Regions from separate parts of the Homo sapiens genome. Here region 1 is linked to region 2. Evidence: chromatin loops called from intact Hi-C (ENCODE). Cell type or tissue: Calu3. All regions are shown on one strand. Links, peaks and the distances in the headings refer to the core of each region. The heading gives the core; the rest is flanking DNA.

Evidence for each region. Hi-C counts contacts between places; a loop is a spot of excess contacts. Peaks named below come from ENCODE experiments on the same cell type or tissue, not always from the same donor. Only the 100,000 strongest peaks of a DNase experiment are listed, where the experiment ranks them.
Region 1: it touches region 2 in a loop (6-fold over the local background); 3 of 110 quality-filtered maps call a loop at or near these places.

The regions. Positions count from the first base shown.
Region 1 is chr4:171,181,653-171,190,001 of GRCh38, reverse strand. MIR6082 (microRNA 6082) reads right to left here and starts at 3,818; the gene lies at 3,710-3,818. In Calu3, for the core only: no CTCF peak of the experiment used is centred there; a DNase peak (open chromatin) is centred at 3,091.
Region 2 is chr4:170,585,581-170,593,929 of GRCh38, reverse strand. No RefSeq gene overlaps it. Among named protein-coding and RNA genes, the nearest start is that of LINC02382, 150 kb to the left of the region's middle. In Calu3, for the core only: a CTCF peak has its summit at 4,132 (motif pointing left); no DNase peak of the experiment used is centred there.

The DNA of each region.
Region 1 (8,349 bases), core at 42-8,041, 600 kb before region 2:
ATAAAAGCCAGGAGTCTTCAGATATGGGAAAGGACAAGGAACAGATTATCCTCTAACCTCTTATGGGAGTGTAGCCCCACCTTGAATTTGGCTCAGTGAAACTGACTTCAGACTCTGCCCACTGGAGCTGCGAGAGAATACATTTCTGTTGTATTAAGCCACCAAGTTTGTGGTAATTTGTCATAGGAGCCACAGGAAACTAATAAGTTATTCATTTTTCTGTTCACCATGTCCAAGAATTCTTCTACCTTCTTGAACATTTAAAACCTATAATAGCCATTTTAAGAAAATTATCTATTTGTTAAAGTATCTGTTAGTCTTTCATCTGATTCTATTGACTGAGTTCTCTACTGATAAAATAGGTTATATATTTCTACCTATTTGACAGGGTAGTACTTTTTTTGTTAAGTTTACTAAGGTATAACTTTTGACTGGACATCTCATATTGTGGATTTTGGTTGCTGAGTCCTGCATTTTTTTGAATTTTATTAAAATACTTTTGAATTTTGATCTGGCACACTGTTATGCAATTTGAGGATCAATTTTCCTCTTTGGAGCCCCACTGTTAGGCTTTTTTTATCGCAGGCCCAGAGCCATCTTTAGGACTATTTGGCCTCACCTCAAGAGCAAGTCTTTATGCCCAATCTCTGTGCGACATAGAACTCTCCAACCTTGCTGCTGAGAAGTGAACTTCCAGCCTGATGTGGATTATTTGGCCTTTGTTTCCACCAGTTCTTTCCTGTCCTCTCACATTTGCACCTTTCACCATCCAAAGATTCAATATAAGTCTCCATAGCTCTTTTTCTTTCTCTTTATGTAGCTTCCTCCTTTCCAAACCTTTTGTCAGGAATTCTTCATCAGCCTCTCAAATTCTGATTCCCAAGCTGTTGCGATTCTCCAGTCCTGAGCTATCCCTTGGAAAATGAAGCTGGGAAGAAATCTGGTAAAATAATAGGGCTCCCTTTCTTTTTGTCAGGGTTTATAGCCCTGCACTGCCTGTTGGTCAATGTCTGAAAACTCTTGCTTGAGTTTTTGTTTGTTTTTCCCAGTTGTTTGTGGCAAAATGGCAAATTTCCTAACAGCTAATACTTAACGGACAGAAGTAGAAGTCTTTCTTTCCCTTTTTTTTTTTTTTTTTTGTTGTTGTTGTTGTTCTCATTTTCATTAAAGAAACCATAAGGTATTTATAGGGAGGAGGAAAAGCATTTAGATGATTATAGCATTAACATGAAAATAAGCAGTCAAATTAATATAATAATATCCTAGAAGAAATAGAAGAAGATGAGACAGTAATGATAATAACTATAATTGATTTAAGACTCAATATGTGAGAGGTCAGCTAATGCAATATACACCAATTGGTTTCCCAAAAAGGCACTGAGGAAAAGACAGACTTTTATTTACAAGTAATTAGATAAGTCTTAGGGTATATAAAAGCATACATTTATGTTGTAAATAAATAAGGATTAGAATTGAGGGAGAAAGACAGTATAGTTAAAATAAGAGTACCAGCAAGTGATTATGATGGATCTTTTTCATTTTCTTCCAGTAATTAGTATCTAATCCTTCTAATTTTGACGAGTTTCTCAAGCCGATTCCATCAGTATCAGCAGCCTCTGTCTCAATCTAAAATGTTTAATCCTATGTTGCGATACATAGATTTGCGCATTACTGCATAATGCCAACTTTATTAACAGCATTGACTTTTGTGGCATATGCTGTATTCATCAGGTTCCACAAGTGTATAAGCCTGTCAGTCGTTTCCCTGTGCTGACCAGTAAGCCATCAATGTCAAAGACACTGGCTCAGTAAAATGCAGAAGAATCCACTGGGGTTTGTTATCATTGGGGCTCAGGCCGCAGAAGCAATACAAAGTCTTTCAGTAACAGAGAATGATGGATATTTAGAAAGGATATCTAATATATATAGCTACATAAAACATTAACACATCAGTGTTTAGTTAGCACTAAAAGTAATATTTATATTTATTGTAGACTCATGAAAAGAATGAGATTTTTATGAGAAAATGAAGTTTTATATCCCTAAAGCTTTAAAATTTGGATTGGAACAGTTAAAGGAAATTCATTATTAAAAGATGTTTAAAATGCAAAATCAAACAAAGGTGAGTCATCATGGGTCAGCCAAGCAGAGAATGAACTAGATTAACTCATTAGATCTTTTAGAAGTTATGACAAAGATGGAGAACATTTTGTATAGGAGGTCAAATTTCAAGGTATTTCTATTCACACATATTACTGATACTCCAGATGAATTGGGGACCATATATTAATAACCATTTTGCTCCAATGAAGGAGAAAACGTGAGACAATGGTATTGTAATAGGTAGAATAGTGACCCTTCAAATATGTCCACTTCCTACTCTCTGGAACCTGTGAATGTGTTAGCTTACATGGAAAAAGCGTGTTGCAGGTGTGACTAAGTAAAAAACATTGAGATTATCCTGATTTATCCTTATAGGTATAATGTGATCATAAAAGCTCTTGAAATTAGAATATAAAAGCTGGAGAGAGAGTCCAAGAACCAGAGAGATAGCAGCATGAGTATTGAGCCCCACTTTGCTGATTTTGAAGATGGAGGAACAAAGCCATGAGACAAGTAAATCACCACCTCTAGAAGCTGGAAAAACACAATGAAATAGATTTTTTCCTAGTCTTCAGAAAGTAACGCCACCTGCTGTTATCTTTATCTTAGCCCAGTGAGATCTCTGTTGGACTTCCAATCTACAGAACTGTGAAATAATAAATTTGCAGAGTTTTCTTAAGTCGCGAAATTTGTGGTAATCTGTTATAGCAGTAATAGAAAACTTAGCATCACCATACCAAGGAAGATAAGACATGTGGTTCATCAATGCAATCAATATATTTAGAATAATCCAGGGAAACTATTAGTTTCCAGGAAATGTTTGCCTTTGTTATCTCTATTTGTTGAGATTTATCATAAGATAGTGTATTAATCAATACCATTATAGCAACAAATGGCCCCAATACCTCAGTAGCTTTCAACAGAAAGCTATACGTGTTGCTCAAATTATAGGTAGGCTGTAGATGAGCTATGACTCCATGCCAGGTGGCGCTCTGGGTCTTCACATTCAGGGAACCAGAGAAAAGAAGCTCTATTTATGAGACATGTCCATTCTCATAACAGACATAAAGGGGAAGGCACCTCTGCTCTGGGGTAGTGTGCAGAGAATTTACTCAAATTCAATTGACCAATTCATGTCATGGGATGATTACATAAACTTGTCTTCCAGTTTTAACTAGACATGTTAGGTGAAAATTACCAGTGCCCTCTAAAGAAGTAAATATTAAGCACAACAGAATTTCAAGAGAATAACAAGAGATCACTGCTCCGTTTAAGGGAATGGGTGAAACAGGGGTTTCACTAACTTCCCATATAAATAACTCCTTCTGGCCAATGCACAAGGAACATGTTTCCTGGGATTTGATAGACTATTAAAGATTAAACAATACGGTTCCTCTGATTGCTTCTGTTGTATTTGATGCAGTAGAGCCTATGAAGCAACAATAGGTGAAGGGGAACTGGCATGCCCTTGAAAACCTGGATAATAACTTATCTTCCATTCTAATGCAGGAGGACAGTCAAGCACAATTTTCATTCATGTGGAACAGAAACCCATTTATGACAGGGTCTGCTCAGCTCAGGAAGAGTTAAGGACTGTAGTTGTCCATATGACAAATATAGCCCAGTCAATGAATCCAGCTAAAATCCAAGACCCGATCCAGTCTGTGGACTTTCTCAGAATTAAGTGGACTGGATCAACCAGACGTATTCTTCAAATTGTGAGAATTACATTGTTCTCTTGCACAGATTCTGCCAATCAACATGAAGCTCAGAGACTACCCATTTTCCAGGTTTTGAAAAGATAATATTTTTTATTTAAGAATCCTTCCAAGCCCTGTTCACAAAATCAATAGAAAAAATATCTGAATTTAAGAGAGGTCCTAAAGAAAAATAATCATTAAAAGACTGGTGGAGATTAGTGGCACAGTCTACATAAAACTTTATGATTCAATTGTTTAGTTGACATTAGAAATATCTGCAACTGCAACATTGCAGACCAGCATCTGTGGTATATATTGAAATGGGATGCTCAGTGAATACCTCTTAGTATTTTTACTCCAAAAATGCCTGAGGAAGCTGCTGTTAAAAGCCAAAAGTAAAACATGGCTAGAGTCTTACTGGGTGTTGGTCAAACCAGATTGTATTAATGGATGACTATAGACCTCTATCAGTAGGCAGAAAATATGATATGTGAGTATTAATTGGGATCAAACTCTATTTTCCTGTAGAGTTCACTCATGTTGTCTGGAGCAACACCATGAAAACAAGTAAATATTTCAAATAAAGAATTAGCTATCAATTTAGCCCATCTGGATATTTTTCTCTGAATCACGGTACAGTATGCATTTCACTGTTTTGAAAGTAGAAAATAGAAAAAAAACAGGGAAACAATATTACACAAATTTTACTTAACAATCTCAGAGCAGAAGCCTCATTGAAAATTAGAATGAATAATTAAAATCTTTGTTTCACAATGGAAGCGTGTTTTGAACAGAAAGTGACAAATGGAGATCTAATTCCTAAACTGTGCATCCTACACATATAACAATTTTTTGTTTGGTACAGTGTTCTATGCTCAAGGTTAAACTTACCTTTATCAGAAAAGCTGAAATCAATACTCAAGACACAATATTGATTACTTCGAAGTTGCTTGTTCGTATTCCTAAAGGCATTTTGTAGGTGAGCAGTATCTTTACTGCCTTGAAGCATCAAGGCAGCTCCATTGCCAAATAACACTGCCTGTTTTGTTATTTCTTTTTTGTTGTTGTTGTTTGTTTTTGTTATTTTACCAGATATGTAGCACCTATGCTGAAATAGAAACTCCAATTATGGGGAAAAAGTCTGGGTCAAAACAGGTAATAAATGTGGAAAAAGGGGAGAAGACATGTAGATGGCAAAGACAGTCACAAGTTAATCTAATCCCAAGGAAGGATGTAGTTACATAATTCCCCATATTAGCCTTGCAGAGCAAGAGAATAAACTCAGTGCTCTTTCTTAGATCTGGTACTGAGTAATAGCCAGTGCTGAGAGAAATCCTAAACTGGTTACCTCTGGAGAAAGGAGATTGGATTTCTACTGATCTTCAGTAGAAATTCTACCTGGTGAATCTGAGGAAAAGACGGTATGTAGCACACTCTGATGACTCAAGGTCAAGTCAATGGGATAAAGTGAAAGATGCTGTGGAGTTGATCTTCTGTCATCCTTGAGATCATAAATCAAGACAATATATGATTCAAACAGCTGCCTGGGTGTGATATAAAGCAAACTGTGGCTGCCTGTTGAGTATGTCCCAATTTGTATGATCGTTTGATTAAGTTAAAAGTGAATTTCATGGATTTCATCTAAATAAAATCGAAATGGAACCTGAATAACTTCAAAGATGTTAGGCATGGATGTGATTGTGAGATCTGACAGGATAGATATTTTCCCTCCAGAAGCAGACAAAAAAAAAAAAAAACTTTTATGGGAAGCCTTTTAGTATACCCAGCTGAAGCTATATTTGGAGGTAGAAAAAAAACCATTGACAGTTGTTAGATATCCAATGTTTGGATGTTCAGATCATTTTCCTAAATTGTACGGTTGTTTAAATGTACAATGAAACAGAATATGAGGTAACTTGTTCAGCAGCTGCCCAGGAGATAGCAAGAGTTTAGTGAAGACGTTAGGAGTTAGTCATGCTATACTAAATGAGGCTAAAAAATATTACTAGAGGCTTTTTGAAGGGAAAACTTTTTAAACTAAAGGGAATTAGAAGCGGCTCTCACAATAGAAAGATAACACCATTTTAATAGAATAGAATGATCAATAATGATTGTATTTTCACTTCTGAACTATTCTGGGAGTAGTCCTAACCTCCCCCAGGGATAACTATTAGATATTCAAATCACAATGAAATTTGATTTTTTTTGGAAAGCTTTCTGGTAAAGGGCCTTACAGAGCCAAGTCAAAGACATATACCTACGGGGAAACTTTGGTAACCTTAGGTTTTGGTAAGTCATCACGAATACTATGGCTTTCATTGTTTTCCAATGACTCAAACACCTCAAGTTGGAATGATTTGCATCTTCTTTTTATTTTATGCTATTACCTATATCCTGGAACTTGTTGTGCAAGAGGATAGAAATGAAGGAAAAGGGAACCACTCAGTGTAATTTCTTGGGGGATAGATGGACAGTGTTACATAATTATGATGACACAGAAGCTGGTGTCCATGAAAAACCTATACAATGCTATCTGGAATATAGATATGTCCACAAACCAGATAGAATATAGGATTAGCTGAAAAAAAGTCTCTGTTCACACTCCCGTCATTGCTAATATGGAAAAATTTGCTTCTGTTGGGAAATGATGAAATATATTGCTGTAATCTTAACTGACATATAGTGTGAAAAATACTAATCTATTTGTCATAGAAACCTGGTAACAGAGTTTTAAGTTATTTCGCCTGAAAATCTGAGTTGTGCATACCATAACCTCAGGATAAGAAAATATTTTGGACGCTAAGATTAAGTCTTGAATTGCTATAATGTCTGTAGAAACCAACTGAAGTGAGTTTGGCCTTATGAAGATTACATACCCAATAGAATGCCTCCAACATATAAAAGTTTCAATAATTATGTGTAACAGTTGATAAATTGTAACTCAACTTACAAAAGAATATCAGTATACCCATGAAGGATTATAAATAACAATTTACATGTTTTGTAGGGGAAATTTCTCCTCCCCTTTGTAAAACAAATTCTAGTGATCACTTATGTCTTAATGGCCTGTGTCATATATTTGCTACTCTTACTGGAAGGAAGCACCCACAGGAAACAAACAAGATGGTTCATTCTACTCCTTTGACAACATAAATTCAAGTGAACCTAAGGGTTAGTAGACTTATGAAATTTGTGACCAGGGTCCTTATCTATGGAAGGTTCTAAACAGAGTATTTCTGACTAATGATTTTAGGAAGTAAATAAACCTAGAATCTATAGCTTAGTGGGTTCAACTCCCACAAGCTTCAGTATAAAATTGGGATATTGATAAGCTAATCATTATCCACTAAGTGAGGGGAAGTGACATCCCACTTACCTTCTTACAAACCTCATCTAGTCTAGGTTTCAAAAAGTAATTTCCGCTGTGGGGATGATGAACCTGAAGCCTGCATTTCATGTCTCAGATGACTTTCTGCTTCACAGAAGCATGTCCATTGCCTGCATTTTGGAATTAGTTCTAAAATTTGAATAATGGATAAAATATTGGATTCTATGAATCTCTGATTTTACAGTCATATCTTCATATCTCTTTCTTAGCTCGGTAGCACTTCTTAAATCTGTGGATTTTTTTTTTTTTTTTTTTTTTTTTTTTTTTTTTTGAGACAGACTCTTGCTCTGTCACCCAGGCTGGAGTGCAGTGGCGCCATCTCGGCTCACTGCAAGCTCCTCATCCTGGGTTCACGCCATTCTCCTTCCTCAGCCTCCCTAGTAACTGGGACTACAGGTGCCCGCCACCATGCCTGGCTAATTTTTTGTATTTTTAGTAGAAACTGGGTTTCACCGTGTTACCCAAGATGGTCTCTGTCTTCTGACCTCGTGATCCACCCGCCTCAGCCTCCCAAAGTGCTGAGATTAGAGGTGTGAGCCACCGCGCCCGACCAAATCTATGGATTTTTAAAGATCAGTTTAAGAAAATTCTTAGCCACTAGGTGTTTCTTACACTCTTTTCTGCTTTTCTTTTTTTTTCTTTTTGCATCCTTTTTTTCCTTCCCCATACTAAAGTATAGAGACATCATCTGACATATCATTAAGTTTTCAGCTATGCTTAATTCACTGTTAACTATATCCACTGATTATTTAATTTCATTTATTGTAATTTTATTTTAGAAATGTTGTTTCCTCTTTTTAATTGTATCTAGTTTTCTGCTGAAATTTTGAATATTGTTATTTGACTCCTTCAGCGTATTACTTAATTTAATATAAAATTTAAATCTGATAAATTCAATATCTGTATATCCTGTGAGTCTGTTTTTCTTGTCTATTTTTTTCTCTTGGTTTTCAATTAAGTGTTATATTCTCCTGTGATTGATTACATTTAATTGAGTGTTGACATTATACGTAAAAGAAATAGGGATAATTTGAAGCTCTGGATGTAGTTTTCTTTTACTTTTGGCAGGAGCAAGCCCAGAGAAGTTCACTTTAATTGAATCAAGAAATTAAATTATTTGAACTTCTCTTATTTCCCTTATTTAAAAGTCTAATTACT
Region 2 (8,349 bases), core at 159-8,158:
AATTAAGGTCCAAATTTTCACTTGTCAAAATTTACAGGCTTTCAAAGTAAATAAATTTGCATTATTTTTTCATATGAAATATAAGTAAAAATTTTAAAATTAGTAAGATTAAGTTAAAAAACAGTAAGGAAAAGGCAAGCAATAAAAACAATGTTCAGCAAGCTTTATGAGAATAAGATCAAACTACATATAAGGAACGTAGTCACAGAATTTACTAGATGCTTATAAAATACTAAACTCTCTTCTGAAATTTCTTTATGAAACGAGGATAATAGTACCTACTGTACGCTTTGTTGTAAGAAATAATAAGATAATTGTGAATAATTTACCACACACTGTCTGGCAATGTAGTAAATACTCAATAAATATTGCTATATTGTTATTAACCATTTCAGCAATTAAAAAACAGATACAAAGTTCAGCTCCAATAGCTCTAGGACTTTATAATCTTATTATTCCAAGAATGTTCCAGAAGTCTTCATACCCAAAAACTGGGTAAGAAGTGTCGATCAAGTGTCATGTCATTAAGCACTAGCCCTCTCCATTTTCAACCGCTCTTAAAGTAATAACTTCAGGAGGAGAAATTCGTTAAAAAGTTTATAATGTCTGTGAAAATTCTCCCTTCTAACCTACAGTCCAGAATTCCAAAAAACCCTTGGAGTGATTAAACAGCTAAAAGAGACTTTAGAGTGAGACCTCCTGGTTTTACAGATGAGGAAAGTGCATCTCAGAGGTTAAGCCCTTGTCCTACAGCTACTTTACGTCAATCCAATGATGTTCACTGAACATTTACTATGTGCAAGAAATAAAACATAAGTAAGGCATAAGTTCTGCTTCTAAGTAGTTTATAATAATAGGAGAGGATGAAACACAAGTATCAGTAAACAATAGAAAACATGACATAGATTGTCACAAAAAAAGGAGCAAACAAGATGTTTTGATGGATCAGAAAAGAGATCGCTTCTGCTTAGATGCAAAATAGCAAAGGATTTTCAAAAAAAAATAAGCTTGTAGATGAGCTTTGAATACTGGATTGGCTTTCCCTATGCTGGGCTGAAAGAAATGGTTATCTTTCCAGGTAGAAGAATTAAAAGCAGCAAAGATAGGAGGAGAACTTTTAGGGCAATTTCAGGGTCTACAGAGCTTTCCAATGAGATTAGTGCATTGAGTACAGAAATGGCAAAAACTCGATAAGAATCTGTAAAGAGACTCAGATTGTCCTGTGGCTGGCCATGAACACCAGCTAGAGGAGTTTAAACTTAATTCAGCAAGTTGAGGGGACACTGCTGGCTCTTTCTCAGGAGAATTGCTTTCTATAAAATGTGGTTTGGGAAGAATGATCTGTAAAAGCTATGAGGAATGTTTTGTATCACGGAGAAACTAGAACTGGGTAGATGATTTTATTTTGCGGTAACATAGGGCATACTTTAGCATTTGACAACCACCATGGAAAGAAGAGGCTAGAAACAAAAGATAAAGACACAGTAGAGTTGATTACATTTAGCAACATACTGAATTTAGGATTAAGAGAGTAGAAAGAGTCAAAAGAAAAGGTAGAGTCTTTAACAGAAGTAGATAACACCAATAGCAGGAAAAAAACAGTTTGGGGAGAAAAGATGACTTGTTTAATTCTTGGCCTTAAGTCTGATGTATTGACAATGTAGTTTATTCATTCAAGTGGAGATCCATTTATATAATAAGAGGTTGGAAAAGCAGATAGAGGACATACAAAATAGACAGTGGTTAGAAAGCTAGATTTTGGAATGATCCAAATGGACTCAAAAACATCTTCAGAGCAGGTAATATCAGCAAAACTTTTTTTGGTGTAAAAAAATTAAAGAGAGAGGACAGCTGAAGACAAAGTGTTTGGGATTTTTTTATTTTCTGAAAAAAACTCTTTTTATAATAAGGAGAAGAGCATTCAGAAAAAGACAAAAACACCGTGCTTGAAAAAATTGAGAAAGAGAATCTCAGAAATCTGGGAGGTGTTTGGAGGAGTGAATGGTGGAAATTGCCTGTTTCCCCCTCCTTTCCTCTTCCCAGACATGCCTCTGCTGGCCCAGCACTCAGGCATTTGTCAGGAAGCATTATGAGAACCTATGGAGAATGGCAGAAGGGAGAGAAAAAACATCAGTGAGCCAACGCACAACTGGGACCAGAGGTTTCAGGTTTGGGAAGTGAGAAGCCCCTGAATGGCAGGATGTGAGGATTTCTTGAACAAGAAAACAAAAGCCAGTGGAAAAGAGAAAATGCAAACAAAATAAAAGATAATCTAGGAAAGCAATGTGTTTTAAAATGTGGAAAGAAATGGAATCAAGAACACAGATTATTGTTATTATTATTTTGGATAAGAGGCACTATGTTTTTAGTTTTTCCTCAGGCAGAGGTGAAAAATATTTCAATTCTGGTTAAAATTTACTAAGTGCCTATTACAATGGCCCACGTTCTGTGCACTGGAATTAGGGATACAAATTAGAAAAGATGTGCTTCCCTCAAGGAACCCATCATTTAGCAGGAGGAGCAGCCTAATCAATGAAGCAAATGAAGACAATCACTTTACAAAACTCCACTCCGATAGAGCTCTGAAGCTAGTGCTGTGGGAACAGAGATGGCCGAGTCATTGATTCCATCCGCAGGAACAGATGAAAATGTTTTGTAACCACTGACCTCTGCTTGTGACTAAAGTAAAAACCAGGATTCTGCCAAGTAACCAAATTGTGGTAGAGAAATTCAGGCAGAGAAAATGTGAGCAAAGTCACAAATAAGTGGGGAAAAAGGGAAAGGAGAATGATGCAGACACACTGAAGACATTGATTCATAAAGAGGAAGACAATGACAATTGAAAGAATTTGCAATCCAGGACCTGGTGTTCTCATTAAAGAAGAATGTCTGTATTGGTGACAGCCCAAATAAAAGGAGGTCTGAAGCGTGAGAACGTCTAGGGATGGGAAAGGGTTAATAAGAAATAAACAAGAGGTGTGACCTGTAGATATGAGTTTAGGCCTCATGAATTTTTAGTGAGCCAAGAAACATGGGTATGTGAATTTTTCTCAATCATCTGGGGCTAACAAATAATTTTATTTTTTTTATTTATTTTTATTTATTTATATATATATATTTTTGAGATAGAGTCTCACTCTGTCTCCCAGGTTGGAGTACAGTGGCGTGATCTCGACTCACTGCAACCTCCGCCTCCTGGGTTTGAGCAATTCTCTGCCTCAGCCTCCTGAAGATTACAGGTGTCCGCCACCTATGCCCGGCTAATTTTGTTTGTATTTTTAATAGAGACGGGGCTTCACCATCTTGGTCAGGCTGGTCTTGAGCTCCTGACCTCGTGATCCACCTGCCTTGGCCTCCCAAAGTGTTGGGATTACAGGTGTGAGCCACAGTGCCTGGCCAACAAAATCTTAAAAACCCAGCTTTCCTGACTCCTAGTGAATGTTTTCTCCATTAAACTACAGTTTATGCATCATATTATGATGAGGACATGCTCTGGGAAATGCTTTGTTAGGTGATTTTGCCACTGTGCAAACATCATAGAGTGTACATAACACAAGCCTAGATAGTACACCATGCTACATGCCTAGGCTATACAGTACAACCTATTACTCCTAATGTAGACAACTGTAATACAATAGCAAGTATTTGTGTATCTAAACATATCTAAACAGAACAGAAACAATAAAAATATGCTATAAAAGATTTTTTAAATGATATACCTATATAGTACACTTACCATGAATGGAGCTTGCAGGACTGGAAGTTGCTCTGGGTGAGCCTGTGAGTGAGGGATAAATGAACGTGCAGGCCTAGGACATTACTGTACACTACTATAGACTTTACAAATACTGTACACTAAAACTATACTACATTTATTTTTTAAAAAAGTAATTCAGCGACAACATTACAATGGCTAGTGTCACTAAGCAATAGGAATTTGTCAGTTTCCTTATAATCTTATGGAACCATTGGCATCTAAGTGACCCATTGTTGATCAAAATATCATGTGGAGCATGTCTGTACAATCTTGGCTAGAGAAAGAGTGTGCAAAAGAGGGTTGACTAATGTTGTGCCCTGGTGGATGACATAGTGTATGCAGGTAGTATTACTAGGCATATGACTAGCAAATGCCTAGAAAAATTGTTAGGTGATAAGCTGCCCTCTTCAGGTACTTACTGGAATCAAATAAATAGTTACAGATAAAAAATAATGAGACCAGGAGATTTTAAGCAACACGTTCTTCTGGAGCAAAACTTAGTTGGGCAAAATTCACTTTCACTAACACCATCCAGAATCAATGAAGCACAGAGTTATGGGAGTTCCAAGAAGCAGTCACTAACTCTGAATCCAAAACCTGAAGAACCAGCTACTCACCCGCTCCCACGACCACCTCACACATGTACATGCATTCACGCTTGGCCTTTACCTAATAGGCTCCGCTGATAAATTTTCAAACATTTACCATGGAAAATTTCATACATATACAAAAATAAAAGTAGTAAAATGAGGAAGCACATACTCATTACCTAGCTTTAATTATTATAATCTTAAGGCCAGTCTAAGCTGATGAGCATTATGTTTCTTTCACATTTTAAAAGGGCTCTGTGGACACTTAATGGAGTTGTAAAAAAGGTGACAAAAGTATTCAAGAGAAGGGAAGCTATTTCATGAATATAAATTGGACACATAAGCTTACCTGGACTGTAAAATATGAAACCAAAGATTGCAAAAGCCTCTTCCAAATATACATAGAATTAACCATAATCAGAGCACATAACAATTATATTTCATCCTTACCAATGACCAATAAAGTTATAGGAGCTTAAAATGCCCCCAAGAGAGTTTAGATAAGCCCAAAATAATTTTTGATTACACCATAATTTAACGCTGAAATGATATTCTATGGGAAGCTATTAATTTCCATCTGTGATGATCATTACAAGTATCATCGACATCCATTTATCTTGGGGAACAGGGCCGTCACTTAAGTATCTTTCTATTTTATTCATTTATTTGTGTATTAAGTCAAACTACACTATGTGGAGTTCAAGTAGGCATACTGAATTCTAAGTTACTTAATCAATTTTAATACAGAAATGTATTAATTTTTAAATTTAGTGTTAGTGCAGTTTATGTGCTAAGGATTTCCATGAAACATGGTGTCATGTTTTTATGAAAAAACACATAGCAATTCATTTGGTCAATCATTGTTAATTTAATCAACTTATAAAACATGCAGATTTATTATATACATGTATATATATAGACATACACACACACACACACACCTGATTATCAAAACAACCTTTAATCCTAGTTGATTTCCCTAAGATCTGTACAAATGAGGGGCAACCTATTCACTGCTTCCCATCCTAACTCACAATTTGCTCCTTCCAGCTCAGGGGAGTATTATGAAGTTGTGTGTTAACTGACTCAGGGAATCACCTGACTTTATGTCACTCTTCTCACCTCCACCTCCATGCAACTTTCTTTGATCTCCAACCACTCTCAGATTAGCAAATATTGCTTTACCCAAATTCTTATGAGATACAAATACACATCCTGCTAAATCGACTCCTCCCACTTCTGATTATTATCCAATTACTTGAAAATGTTTCTCACCTCCCTCTCATTAGACATTTTTGAGAAAAATAATCATCTCAATTATGACTCACAAATTTTAGTGGGGTGGTGGGTACCTACCTGTAGCAATAAAAAGGAAAGTCATGAGTTTTGAAGCAAAATCATATGTAACAAGAAGCAAATTATATTAACTTTTAAAACCCTAACACTCTCCTGTTGTTCTTTTTAAAGTTATTTTCATCTTCTTTGCCATCCTTTAATAATTAATACACTTTGTCTCAAATGCCAGTATATAAAACAAATCTTTAATTTAAATATTTATTTATCAAATAATGAAGGCACTGTGCTAGGCTAGGGGTATACAGTGGTGAACAAAACTAGACATGGCCCCTGACCTCATGGAGCATACTGACCAGTGCAGAAAAGAGATATTAATCAAATACTCTTACTAATGAATGCACAAAAACAATCTGAGGCACATGCTATAATGTCATGAAGCAGGGTTCTAGGAAACAATATAAGCAAATAAATCTGACCTGCATTTGGGGCTCAGGTAAGCAAAGCTTAAATTCAGACCTGAGGGATAACTAACTATAATCCAGGAAAGAGAGGGCTCTGAACTTTCTAGAAAGAGTGAAAAGAATGTGTAACATGGAGGAAGAAAGCCAATGTGGCTGAAGTTAGAAGATGCTATCGAGAATCTCATGGGATAAAGCTCATGGCACACTATTCAGGAGCATTTAGGATATGGGGAAGATTTTGGTCTTAATCTTTAAAGCAATGAGAATCCAATAATGAGTTTCAACTGTGAACATGTGTGAGAGTATGTATATGTGTGACGTGTATGTGTAGAGAAGTGACATGATCAAATCTACATTGTCAAAATATCACACTGATTGCAAGTAGAGAAACCCTAAACACGTTTTCATTAATGCGTCCTTCTTTACCACTAGAATTACAAAATATGTTCTCTTGACTGCCAATGTATAATTTTTGTCTGTGTTATGTGTGAAATTGGTTTCTTTGGTTGATCTAGAAATCAAACAAAGGTTTTTAGCATTATTGCAAGACAAAGTGCCATCCAAATATCAAATATCTTATAAAAAGACTAGGAAAATAACCATCTTACAGGTGCACCTGCTAATTCCTTAGGCTATTTCTCAGATATTTGCATATTCCTTGTATTTTTTTTACTTTTTTACTTTAAGGGGATGTTTCTGATTCAGGCACACAAGCATACAATTATGTATTACTTTCTGAAAATTGGTATTTAATTGGTACGATGATATTCAATTGGCCCAAATAACTCTTGCTTCCAAAAGAATAAGCTTATTTTGTCTAAAATGTAGACGATGAAAATATATAGTTTCACTATATTTCTAACAAAAAGAAAACCATCAATCTTTGCTGACTATAACTAGTTATGGACATTATGTACACATAAGTAAGTATAAAATTAATTATGTACTCTGAATATTAACATTGAAAATTGTTTCCATAGAAACTTGGAGCTATAATCTCCTAGAGAAAAAGAATTACATTTTTATTTACTTTACTATTTTAGAGCCTAACAAAGGGTTTAGAACACAGTCGAATCAATTAATGTTTGTTATTTTACTACATAAGTGTTTTCAAATCTATTTTAGTTACAACTTCAGATTTATTTGTTTAATACCCAAAGCAAAGTTTTTCATTAACAAAATTACTTTTTGTTTTTGTTTTTTATTTTTGAGATAGAGTCTCACTCTCTCACCAGGCTGGAGTGCAGTGGCGCGATCTCAGCTCACTGCAACCTCCACCTCCTGGGTTCAAGTGATTCCCCTGCCTCAGCCTCCTGAGTAGCTAGGACTACAGGCACCCGCCACCATGCCCAGCTAACTTTTTTTTTTGTATTTTAGTAGAGACAGGGTTTCACCATGTTGGCCAGGATGGTCTCGATCTGCTGACCTCATGATCCGCCCACTTTGGCCTCCCAAAGTGCTCGGATTACAGGTGTGAGCCACCGTGCCTGGCCAAAATTACTTCTTAAAAGAGATGATTTGAAGTAAACTTGATTGACTGTGCAGTCAATATTTTTAAATTAATATGCATTTAATATTCTTACTTATCTTAAAACATAATTGCATCTTTTCAAATATAATAGACTAGATAGCTTTAATTAAATTTAATGACCTCATTACAGAACTACCAAGCATTCCAATCTGCTTAGGTCTGAGTAGTTTCTCAGAATTGTGACTATCACTGCTAAAATTGGAAAAGTCCCAGACAAACTGGGACATTGATTACTAAAATATTGTCATATGTAACCTATAAGGGTCAATTGTCCTTTATGTTTAATTAAGACTCTTCTATTGTCTTTATTGTAATGGTCTATTTATTTAATTGGGAACTTCCAGGGTAAACATGAAAAATTAACACTACTTATCCTTTGAGACTGTAATTTGCTCAAATTCCAGTTTGGAACAAAGTTTCAGCCAGATTACTTGAATTACTCACATTTTCTTTTCTAATATTTACTAATAGTCATTGAAATAGTTGGAGTACTTCAAAATCATTCCTCTGCATCAAACAAGTTTTAAGAGAATGTGGTTAATACATTTACCTCTTGTCAGACAAATTTTCAATTTGGCCTGGATTTCTGTCTTAGTAGTTGACAACAGGAAGATATCTTATCATGGAACAAGCTAAAGAAGCATATTTTCATATCTTCTCAAACGACTTGGGAACAATATGTTTGGAAATATAAAATGTATTGACATAGGTGAC